Linked DNA regions of Homo sapiens: regions 1 and 3 are each linked to region 2. The links are chromatin contacts, found by Hi-C or POLR2A ChIA-PET in ENCODE. All regions are on one chromosome and are shown on one strand. The core of a region is the stretch at or near the end of the contact, and the rest is flanking DNA. Distances in the headings are between cores, read along the strand shown. Region 1 overlaps LIMS1 (LIM zinc finger domain containing 1). Region 2 holds the start of RANBP2 (RAN binding protein 2). Region 3 overlaps LIMS1 (LIM zinc finger domain containing 1).

What was found. Hi-C counts contacts between places; a loop is a spot of excess contacts on that map. ChIA-PET counts read pairs that join two places held with the same protein, here RNA polymerase II (POLR2A). Pooled maps may share reads with other maps.
Region 1: a loop to region 2 is called in a pooled map, with 6 times the contacts of the local background. The contact joins the enhancer-like site here to the promoter of RANBP2 in region 2. A Hi-C loop is called at or near these places in 3 of 168 maps with a recorded cell type or tissue (CD8-positive, alpha-beta T cell, OCI-LY7 and naive thymus-derived CD4-positive, alpha-beta T cell), 4 of 37 single-sample maps with no recorded cell type and 16 of 50 pooled maps. POLR2A ChIA-PET finds 5 or more read pairs at or near these places in 9 of 52 experiments (AG04450, CD4-positive, alpha-beta T cell, CD4-positive, alpha-beta memory T cell and 6 more).
Region 3: a loop to region 2 is called in a map of B cell, with 6 times the contacts of the local background. The contact joins the enhancer-like site here to the promoter of RANBP2 in region 2. A Hi-C loop is called at or near these places in 20 of 168 maps with a recorded cell type or tissue (A673, B cell, CD14-positive monocyte and 14 more), 35 of 37 single-sample maps with no recorded cell type and 30 of 50 pooled maps. POLR2A ChIA-PET finds 5 or more read pairs at or near these places in 13 of 52 experiments (CD4-positive, alpha-beta T cell, CD4-positive, alpha-beta memory T cell, GM12878 and 8 more).

Annotation. Positions count from the first base shown.
Region 1 is chr2:108,635,044-108,637,909 of GRCh38, forward strand. The region is part of intron 1 of LIMS1 (LIM zinc finger domain containing 1); the gene reads left to right. Among named protein-coding and RNA genes, the nearest start is that of LIMS1-AS1, 42 kb to the right of the region's middle. RefSeq lists an enhancer at 1,238-1,812. Within about 2 kb of position 1,473, at least 25 of the 41 ENCODE cell types and tissues checked have a DNase peak (open chromatin) inside an H3K27ac peak, as active enhancers do.
Region 2 is chr2:108,717,827-108,720,816 of GRCh38, forward strand. RANBP2 (RAN binding protein 2) reads left to right here and starts at 1,656. Exons shown (of 29, transcript NM_006267.5): 1 at 1,656-1,852. The coding sequence starts at 1,781. RefSeq lists enhancers at 599-1,529, 1,530-2,459, 1,553-1,742, 1,823-1,882.
Region 3 is chr2:108,610,976-108,613,837 of GRCh38, forward strand. The region is part of intron 1 of LIMS1 (LIM zinc finger domain containing 1); the gene reads left to right. Among named protein-coding and RNA genes, the nearest start is that of LIMS1-AS1, 66 kb to the right of the region's middle. RefSeq lists an enhancer at 1,407-1,466. Within about 2 kb of position 1,361, at least 14 of the 41 ENCODE cell types and tissues checked have a DNase peak (open chromatin) inside an H3K27ac peak, as active enhancers do; they include B cell, CD4-positive, alpha-beta T cell, CD8-positive, alpha-beta T cell and 3 more, where a contact is called at or near this core.

The DNA.
Region 1 (2,866 bases), core at 223-2,722, 83 kb before region 2:
GGATGGGGGTCTACACTGGGGTGTGGGGTGGCCATATCTTCTGGCCCTGACTTGAACAATGAGTCCATGTGTGGCCTCTAGTTTACATAAATAAAGAATGGCTGTGGCTGGGCGCGGTGACTCACGCCTGTAACCCCAGCACTTTGGGAGGCCCAGGCGGGTGGATCACCTGAGGTCAGGAGTTCGAGACCAGCCTAGCCAACATGGTGAAACCCCATCTCTAAAAATACAAAAATTAGCTGGGTGTGGTGGCAGGTGCCTGTAATCCCAGCTACTCAGGGGGCCAAAGCAGGAGAATCGCTTGAACTCGGAAGGCAGAAGTGGCAGTGAGCTGAGATTGCACCATCACACTCCAGCCTGGGGGGAAAGAGCAAGACTTCATCTCTAAAAAAAAAAAAAAAAAAAAAGAATGGTTGTAATCCCAGCACTTCAGGAGGCCAAGGCGGGTGGAATTCAAGACCAGCCTGGTCAAGATGGTGAAACCCCGTCTCTACTAAAAATACAAAAATTAGTCAGGCGTGGTGGTGGGTGCCTGTAATCCCAGCTACTTGGGAGGCTGAGGCAGAGAATTGCTTGAACCCAGGAGGGGGAGGTTTCGGTGAACTGAGACCGCACCACTACACTCCAGCCTGGGTGACAGAGCAAGACTCCATCTCAAAAAAAAGAATGAGGTAGACAGACTTGGACTCCCGTTTAACTGACAGGTTTATTATTCTGTACCTTTACGTGATAACACACTCCTCCCCCCCGTCTGTTCCTAGTTTTGAATGTAAATACAGTTGTTTAAATCGTCTGTTCCTAGTTTTGAATGTAAATACAATTGTTTAAATTCCTAAGTGACATCTTGGAGAAAGAGCCCAAAAGGTCTAAGTACCATCAGCTGCAGAGTCCTCACATAGGCTGCCTCTGTCGGCCTGGGTCCAACCAGGAGAGAAAACCCACACGCTAATTTGAACAGGAAAGGTTTAATATAAAGATAGAATTACTAACTCTAACAAGGTTTTGGAGTAATAAGGAATTGGCTAGTAAGAGGAGAGAAAGCAAAAGAGTATAGGAATAGCCGCTGTAAGGAGCAGCCACGGACCCTAGAGCTGAGTTAGAGTGCCAAGGGAGGAGCCCTACTCCGTGCCCGGGGTCACACTACCAGGGCATGCTGCATGCAGAAAAGTCGCTGGCACAGATTGCTGGAAATCCTCCTTTCCAATACCAGAGAAGGCTGTTCCCAGTGAGTTCCCTCACCCAAGGTACCCCCTACATAGCTGACTGCCAAGGGATGGGTGCTGCTGGCTGCATGCACCATCAGGGTCCAAGGCACTCTGCTGTAAAACTTTTGAGGGGCCAGTGCCACTGAAGCTGGTGCTAGCCACCATGCCCTGCAGGAGCTAGACACCGAAGAAGCCAGAGTGCTGCAGGAGCTTTGCCCAGGGAGCAGGCAGGACTGGGAAGCAAACCTCTTCCTCCTGCAGTGTCTCTCCAGCACCCTCTACTGACAAGGTCTCAGTGCTGCTCATAGAGGACAAAGATTCACAGAGGTAGCAGTAACTGCATCACCAGCACCTAGCAATATCCCAGTGATGCCTCCTACAGGACACAAGGGGGTCTGTCTAAGTGGGTAATTGCCATATTTTTATATATTATTGCTAGATGTATAGAATACCACTTTTTGAGAAGAGGTAAGGAATGGAATAAAGAGCTTCCTACTTAGCCCTGTGAACTGCTTTCAAAAACCATAGCTTCATTCCGTGACAGAGAATGGAGAGCTCTGTGTGGGGAGAGAGGAAGGTTGAGCACAGGAGCCTGCAGAACAAGAGGAGTGACTGAGGCCCCTGGGAGATGCTGCTAGCCTGGTTGTAGCTGGGCAGTGTTACATGAGCACCAGCTTACAGTGGTTGACCTCCTGACCTTATACTATTTCCACATCTTTTTTCATTGTACTTATGGCAAAATCTAAGTTATGGTAGCTGAAATAATCCCTTGCCTTTCTGTGTACATTTCACAAAATTTAAAGTTAATGAAAGAAAAGAAACCTTTTTAAATTCAGCAAAATATACATATATGTGTGTGTGTGTGTGTGTGTGTGTGTGTGTGTGTGTGTGTGTGTGTATTTTAGTTCCTCTGCTTCATCCTGGTCAGTATTTTCAAATGCTGTTTAATGCAGTAAAATCTACACAAAACATGTTCTGTGTCAAAAAGAAAATAACGGGCAGTGAAAGATATGTACATTTGAATTTGAAAAGGTTCATTGTTTTCACTTGACTCAAGTGAAATGTTTTTTATTCTGTTCTATTCTGAAATTCTCATGGTTTTCTTTTACCTTATCATTGAGGGAAGTAAACCCCGTGTTAAGCTTAGTCACAAAATAAAAACTCCCACGGACTTCCCTCCCAGTGTAGCTGAAGGTTAATGTCCAGGGAGATAGCCTTGACTGAGTCAGAACTAAAATAAGGGTGTTATTTAGAGCCAGATACTCTGGTGCTACAGCCACTACAGCCGTGTCAAGAGCTCCTGACACACTGGAGGCTGTCACTGGTGATCTGGGCGTTCTCCTAAGTCAGCATTCCTAGCTAAAAATACTGCCATTCTGTATTGGAAACACAGCTTCCTCTAATTTGTCTGTTTTGACCAGAACACAATGTTATCTTTTTAAAAAGCTGTTTAGGTGTGAGAATGTATGTTAATGGATCACAATACGAATAAAAATAAAAGAATGAAAAGATAAGTGATTTGAAATATAAAGGAACTAGTACAGAGACATTTTCTAGTTAAAGTTTCTAAATGGTCAGAGAAAAATCACCTAACCTATGAGAGAAAATTTTAAGATTTTTTTTTTTTTTTTGAGACAGTATCTCGCTGTGTCTCCCAGGCC
Region 2 (2,990 bases), core at 406-2,905:
GTTAAATTTTGTTTTAAAAGTAAGATTTTAATATCCAAATTCCCAAAATAGACATTTTTGAAGATTTGGAAAATACAGACGGCTCAAAATCTTTACATTATTACTGTTAAATTTTGGTATGTTCTGTTATTCTGCTAGTGAAATATATATAGATTTGGGGGGGCTATTCCTTTTCCTTTTTTTTTTTTTTTTTGAGACAAGGGTCTCACTCTGGTGCCCAGGATGGAATGCAGTGGCGCTATCACAGTTCATTGTAACCTGGAACTCCTGGACTCGAGGGATCCTCCCGCCTCGACCTCCCAAAGTGCTGGGGCTACCAGCTTAAGCCACTGTGCCAGGCGAATGGCTATTCCTATATACACAGTTGACCCTTGAATAACATGGGTTTGAACTGCCTGGGCCCGCTTATAAGCCGACAGAAAATACAGTATTGGAGGGGCCTGCATATAGAGAGGTCTGACTTTTCCTCTAAGTGTTCCACCCGCAGGACTGACTGCGGGATTTGAGAATGCGCGGACTTCTTCTTCTTCTTTTTTTTTTTAGGAAGTCTTACTCTCGCCCAGGCTTGAGTGCAGTGGCGCGATCTCAGCTCACTGTAACCCTCGCCTCTCAGTTTCAAGCGATTCTCGTGCCTCAGCCTCCCGAGTAGCTGGGATTATAGGGGCCCACCTCCACGCCCAGGTAATTTTTTGTATTTTTAGTAGAGATGGGCTTTCGCCATGTTGGCCAGGCTGGTTTCGAACTCCTGACCTCAGGTGATCCGCCCGCCTCGGCCTCCCAAAGTGCTGGGATTACAGGCGTGAACCACAGCGCCCGGCGGAATGCGTGGATTTTGGCATAAGACGGTGGTTCTGGAACCAATCCCCCGCCGAGATGACTGTTTAAAAAATTGTAATTGTCCAAAACTTAATATTTGTGGTCTTTTTCATTATGCAGTTCTAAATCTCCCTTTTTTTTTTTTTTTAAATTCAGACGGAGTCTCCCTCTGTCGCCCAGACGGCGCAATCTCGGCTCACTGCAACCTCCGCCTCCCGGGTTCAAGCGATTCTCCTGCCTTAGCCTCCGGAGTAGCTGGGACTACAGGCGTCCGACACCACGGCCGGCTAATTTTTTGTATTTTTGGTAGAGATGGGGTTTCCCTGTGCTAGCCAGGATGGTCTCGATTTCCTGACCTCATGATCCGCCCGCCGTGGCCTCTCAAAGTGCTGGGATTACAGGCGTGAGCCACCACGCCTGGCCCTCATTTAATAAGATATGAATTTAAAAATGTATGCTTTAGTATTCACACATGTCCGATGCAACGTATTTAACCAGTCATCTCCAGAAACTTTGTTCCAATTTACACGTTCACCAAATTGGCCTGAGTGCTTTTTTTCTTCCAATGCATTGCGCACTTATAATTTAGAACAAGTGACCAAAACGCTTAAGAGCCCATCACGCAAATTGTTATCTGCTGGAAATCTACGCCCTAGGCTGTGGACACTGGCGGCCGAAATCTGATCCCGGCTTGCCAAGACACCCTCAGAGCACGCGGCGCTGCCAAGAGCCTGGCCGAGTGCAGCTCGAGCGCCGACGTCGCCAACGTGGCGCACACTGCTGACGCAGTACGCAAGTTCGTCACAGTGGTCCTCCGCCGGCTGCGCCGCAAGTTCGTCACAGTGGTCCTCCGCCGGCTACGGCGCTGCGTCACTGGTTTGCAGGCGCTTTCCTCTTGGAAGTGGCGACTGCTGCGGGCCTGAGCGCTGGTCTCACGCGCCTCGGGAGCCAGGTTGGCGGCGCGATGAGGCGCAGCAAGGCTGACGTGGAGCGGTACATCGCCTCGGTGCAGGGCTCCACCCCGTCGCCTCGACAGGTGAGTGGGTCTCGAAGAGACCGACGGCCTCGACCTGGCCGGGCGGCGGCCTCGCGCTGCTCAGGCGTCATGGCTCCCGACGGGCGCTGCTCCCTGGCGCGCTCTGTTGAGGCGCCGGCCGGCTGGCGCAGTCCTGTGGGCGGCGTGGCGCTTGCAAGCGCATGAAGAGTCCTGGGGGGACAGCGGTGGGCGGGAGACCTTTGGCGCCGGCGCTTCCTCTTTCTCCCGGCTTGTTCCCGACGCTTGTTCCCGACGGTGCTCGCTCCTGGGGCCGCCCTGGCCCGGGCTTTCTGGCCGATCGCGCACCCCGTAGTACCCGCGCGGCCTAGTTCTCGGGGGCTTGGGCACCCGGGTGCTGTATCGGCGGGTTTCTTCCCATCTCCTGGACATATACTTTATATGCTGCGGCGGAGGTCGTACCTCCTTGGCCTGGAGGAACCCAGTGGGGACTGACGCAGCTCCGGGTGAGCTTTGGCGGCTGCGTCGAGTGACAAGGTAGGCATCTCAGCGCGGACATTTGCAATGGCCCGACGGCGCAAATGACACTGAAAGTCCCCTTGTTTTGAGTATGAGGTGTTTGTCGCTGTCCCTTTGTAAGGGTCCAGCTCCACTCCGCTCCTCATACTCACCTCCCTCGCCCCCCTCCCCGCCCGGAACACTTTGGTAGCTGCCTTTGCTTAAAAAAAAAAAATTCTAAAGTTCTTACAAATCGTTAGTATGGCTTGCAATTTTTAACCTTTTCCACAAATGTTTTAAGGGTATTTTTCCTCTTTACATGTAAATAATGTGATCTATTTTGGATTCAATAAGACTTTAGTAATTGGATCTAAAGAGTGACGGAAGAAGCTATTAAAGGTGGATGTGCGCAGAATCTTGAGTCAGTTTGCTTTGGCTTGAATAATCACAGCACTGTCGTTTATAAGCTGGGTATTTGGGGCCAGTTACACTTTTCATCCATAGATGGAGTTGTAACATTAATAGAATTTGATAGGATGATCCATTTTAAACATTTAGGGTATTGCTTGACACATAGCACTAAATGTTAGCTACAAGTCACTTTTTATTGTTGATGTTAAAAGGATATTGGCGGGGCGCAGTGGCTCACGCCTGTAATCCCACCACTTTGGGAGGCCGAGGA
Region 3 (2,862 bases), core at 111-2,610, 110 kb before region 2:
TGTCTTTTTTCTATGCCATCAATCAGTCGAGGATACCACATTGTGTTTAGCCGTGGTTGAATTTTTAAATGATTTCTGATTATAAGTTCTCATCTACTGCTGAGAAAAATAACCATTTTCTGACTAGCAGGCAGTACACCGTTATGGTTTAAAACCAGGCTGAGGCCAGGTTTCAGTTTTTCACTCAATTACGTAATAACTGTATAGTAAGTTACACTTTCTATGTCTTGTCTCATCACCTTTGAAATGGGAATAATAATAGTACTGTTTCATTAGATTATTGTAAAAACTAAATTTGGTAAGTGTATGCAAAGTGCTTATCACAGTTCTGGGCGCATAAGAAGCACTCAATACATCTAGCTCTTGACCAAGGTGCTATTTCCTAAATTATATTGAGCCCCGGGGAAGGAATAATCAGAGCCTTTATTTCTTCCCCAAGGCTCTGATTTAAAAAATAACCTATCAATGTTTTTTTTCACTTTCCTTAGAAATAGTGCACTTGCTTTGGTTCTATATAGTGGTCTCATTACATTTTGAGGTATTTCACTTCTATTTTGGGAATTTTTGTTCAGTAGAACATAGTTCCCTAGAGTGTTTTGATCAATCAAAAATATTGGCTCTAGGCTGGGTGCAGTAGCTCACGCCTGTAATCCCAGCTCTGTGGGAGGCCGGGGCGTGGGGATCGCTTGAGCTCAGGAGTTCGAGACCAGCCTGGGCAATGTGGCAAAACCCTGTCTCTACAAAAATACAGAAATTAGCTGGGCGTGGTGGCATGAGCCTGTAGTCTCAGCTACTAGGAGGCTGAGGTGGGAGGATTGCTTGAGCCAGGGAGGCAGAAGTTGCTGTGAACCATGATCTAAAATATATATATATATATATACACACATATATATACACATATATATAAAATATATACACACATATATAAAATATACACACATATAAAATATATATATACATATATAAAATATATATACATATATTATATATACACATATATAAAATATATATACATATATTATATATACACACATATATATATACACACACATATACACACACACACACACACACACACATATATATATATATATACATATATATATGCCCTAAGAGTGAGTTTTTTCTCTTGGCAGGGGTTCTTGAGATCAGGATTGGAGGATTAAAACTTCAGGCCTTTCTTTTATTAGTCTCACAGAGTGACTGGTTTGATTTGTGTTTTAGAATTAGAATCACCTTCTTCACCAGACTTCCTTTGCATGAAGCAGTAGGAGCAAGTGGCTGCTTGACCAGCTTGAGCTCTAAAGTGTGTTTGTGGTATGAAGTGTTCTCAGAGGAACCGAAATCGGTGTGGTCACACATCATCAGTGCCTCTTCATACACCCACGCTCTCCTGAAGTTTGCTGTTTGTATTGCTTCCAGTGCGTGTTGCTGTTCAACAGTACCCTTGGTTTCAGCGTAGTTGCTATGATGAAGAAAACCTGTTAGAATCTGCCTTTTTTTTTTTTCCAGAACTGTTGGAAACATTGAATAATTCCATGTACTCTAAAAGGAAATAAAGTCTTTTGGGTAATTTGGACCCAAAGACTCCTAAGGAATCTAGGAATTCAGTTACATAGAAGGTCACTTCTTTCACTAGCTTTTGCCTCCAAACCTGCAGGAGAAAACCAGCTGAAGAGGAATACTCATATGAGTGGGGACTGCACCTGAGCACCTCACGAGGCTCCTTTCAGAACCCTCAAACCGACCATTCACAATATTCACGTGGACTAGGTCTGGGTCATTTGGAGAGAGAGAAGGTGTGGGCTGGCTGAGGTGTCTGGGTGGTTTCTAGTCAGTGTTTACACTCCGGGGCTTGCGCTGCGGCTCCTGCGCCTGTCATGCACCCAGTTTCCCAGAAGCTTCCGGGGTTAGGTTGTCAGTGTTGAGAGGCAGTGCTAGTTCAGACTTGACCTTGTGATGGTCTGTGGGGGAGAATGTTTTAGGCCCTGGGACAGTGCAGTTTAATGACTGAAACAGGAATCTTTGAGTCAAATCAACTTGGGTTGGATCCACACACTCTTATTGGTTGTATTGTTTGGTCAAGTCGTTTAACTGCTTTAAGACTCAGTTTCCCCATCTGTAAATGGGTATAATCACAATACATGCCTCATAGGGTTGAGATGGAGGTTAATAACACATAATGTGCTGGGTAGGTACTCCAACGTCAGTTGTTAGTAATAATTATATTACATAAATAGTTGAGAGACTGAGCTTTACAATACAAGCAAACATTTTTATGTCCTAGCTTTTTTCTTTTGTAAACTCGTAAAAGTCTTTATTATTAGAGTCAAAGTAGGTTTAAAACGCTTACGTTTCTGTGGACAAGATTAAGGCAACATGAAGTACATCTGGCTCATGCTGTAGTTCACCAGGTCTGTTTGTTGCTATGTCCACAAAAGAATGTGGGGAGAAACGTTAGCAGTGTGGGTGCTTCCTGCCTCCCTCCCTGGCCCTCTGTGTCCAGTCTGCCCTTCTGCCCTCCCTCCCTACACATCTCTGTGTCCACTCTCCTTGCTGTTCTCTCTGTCACCACCCTGGCTAGCTCAAGCTGCTGTCTGTTCCATGGACTGCCATGTGGCTCTGCACAGCTGTGCTGGTCCTTACCCTGGGGCCTTTGCTGCCTCAGAGAGAGGGGTCCTCAGCAAACAGGTGGGATCTTGTCAGTACCCTGCTTAAGACACGGGCGGCCCTTGGCTCTCAGGGTGAAGAACACCAGGTCCTTCGAAACATGCCACCACCCATGTCTCTTGTCTCATTTCACCTCCTAGCCCTCCCCTCAGCCACAGGGTCAGGCCCTCTTGCTTTTGAGCCTGGTTTCTT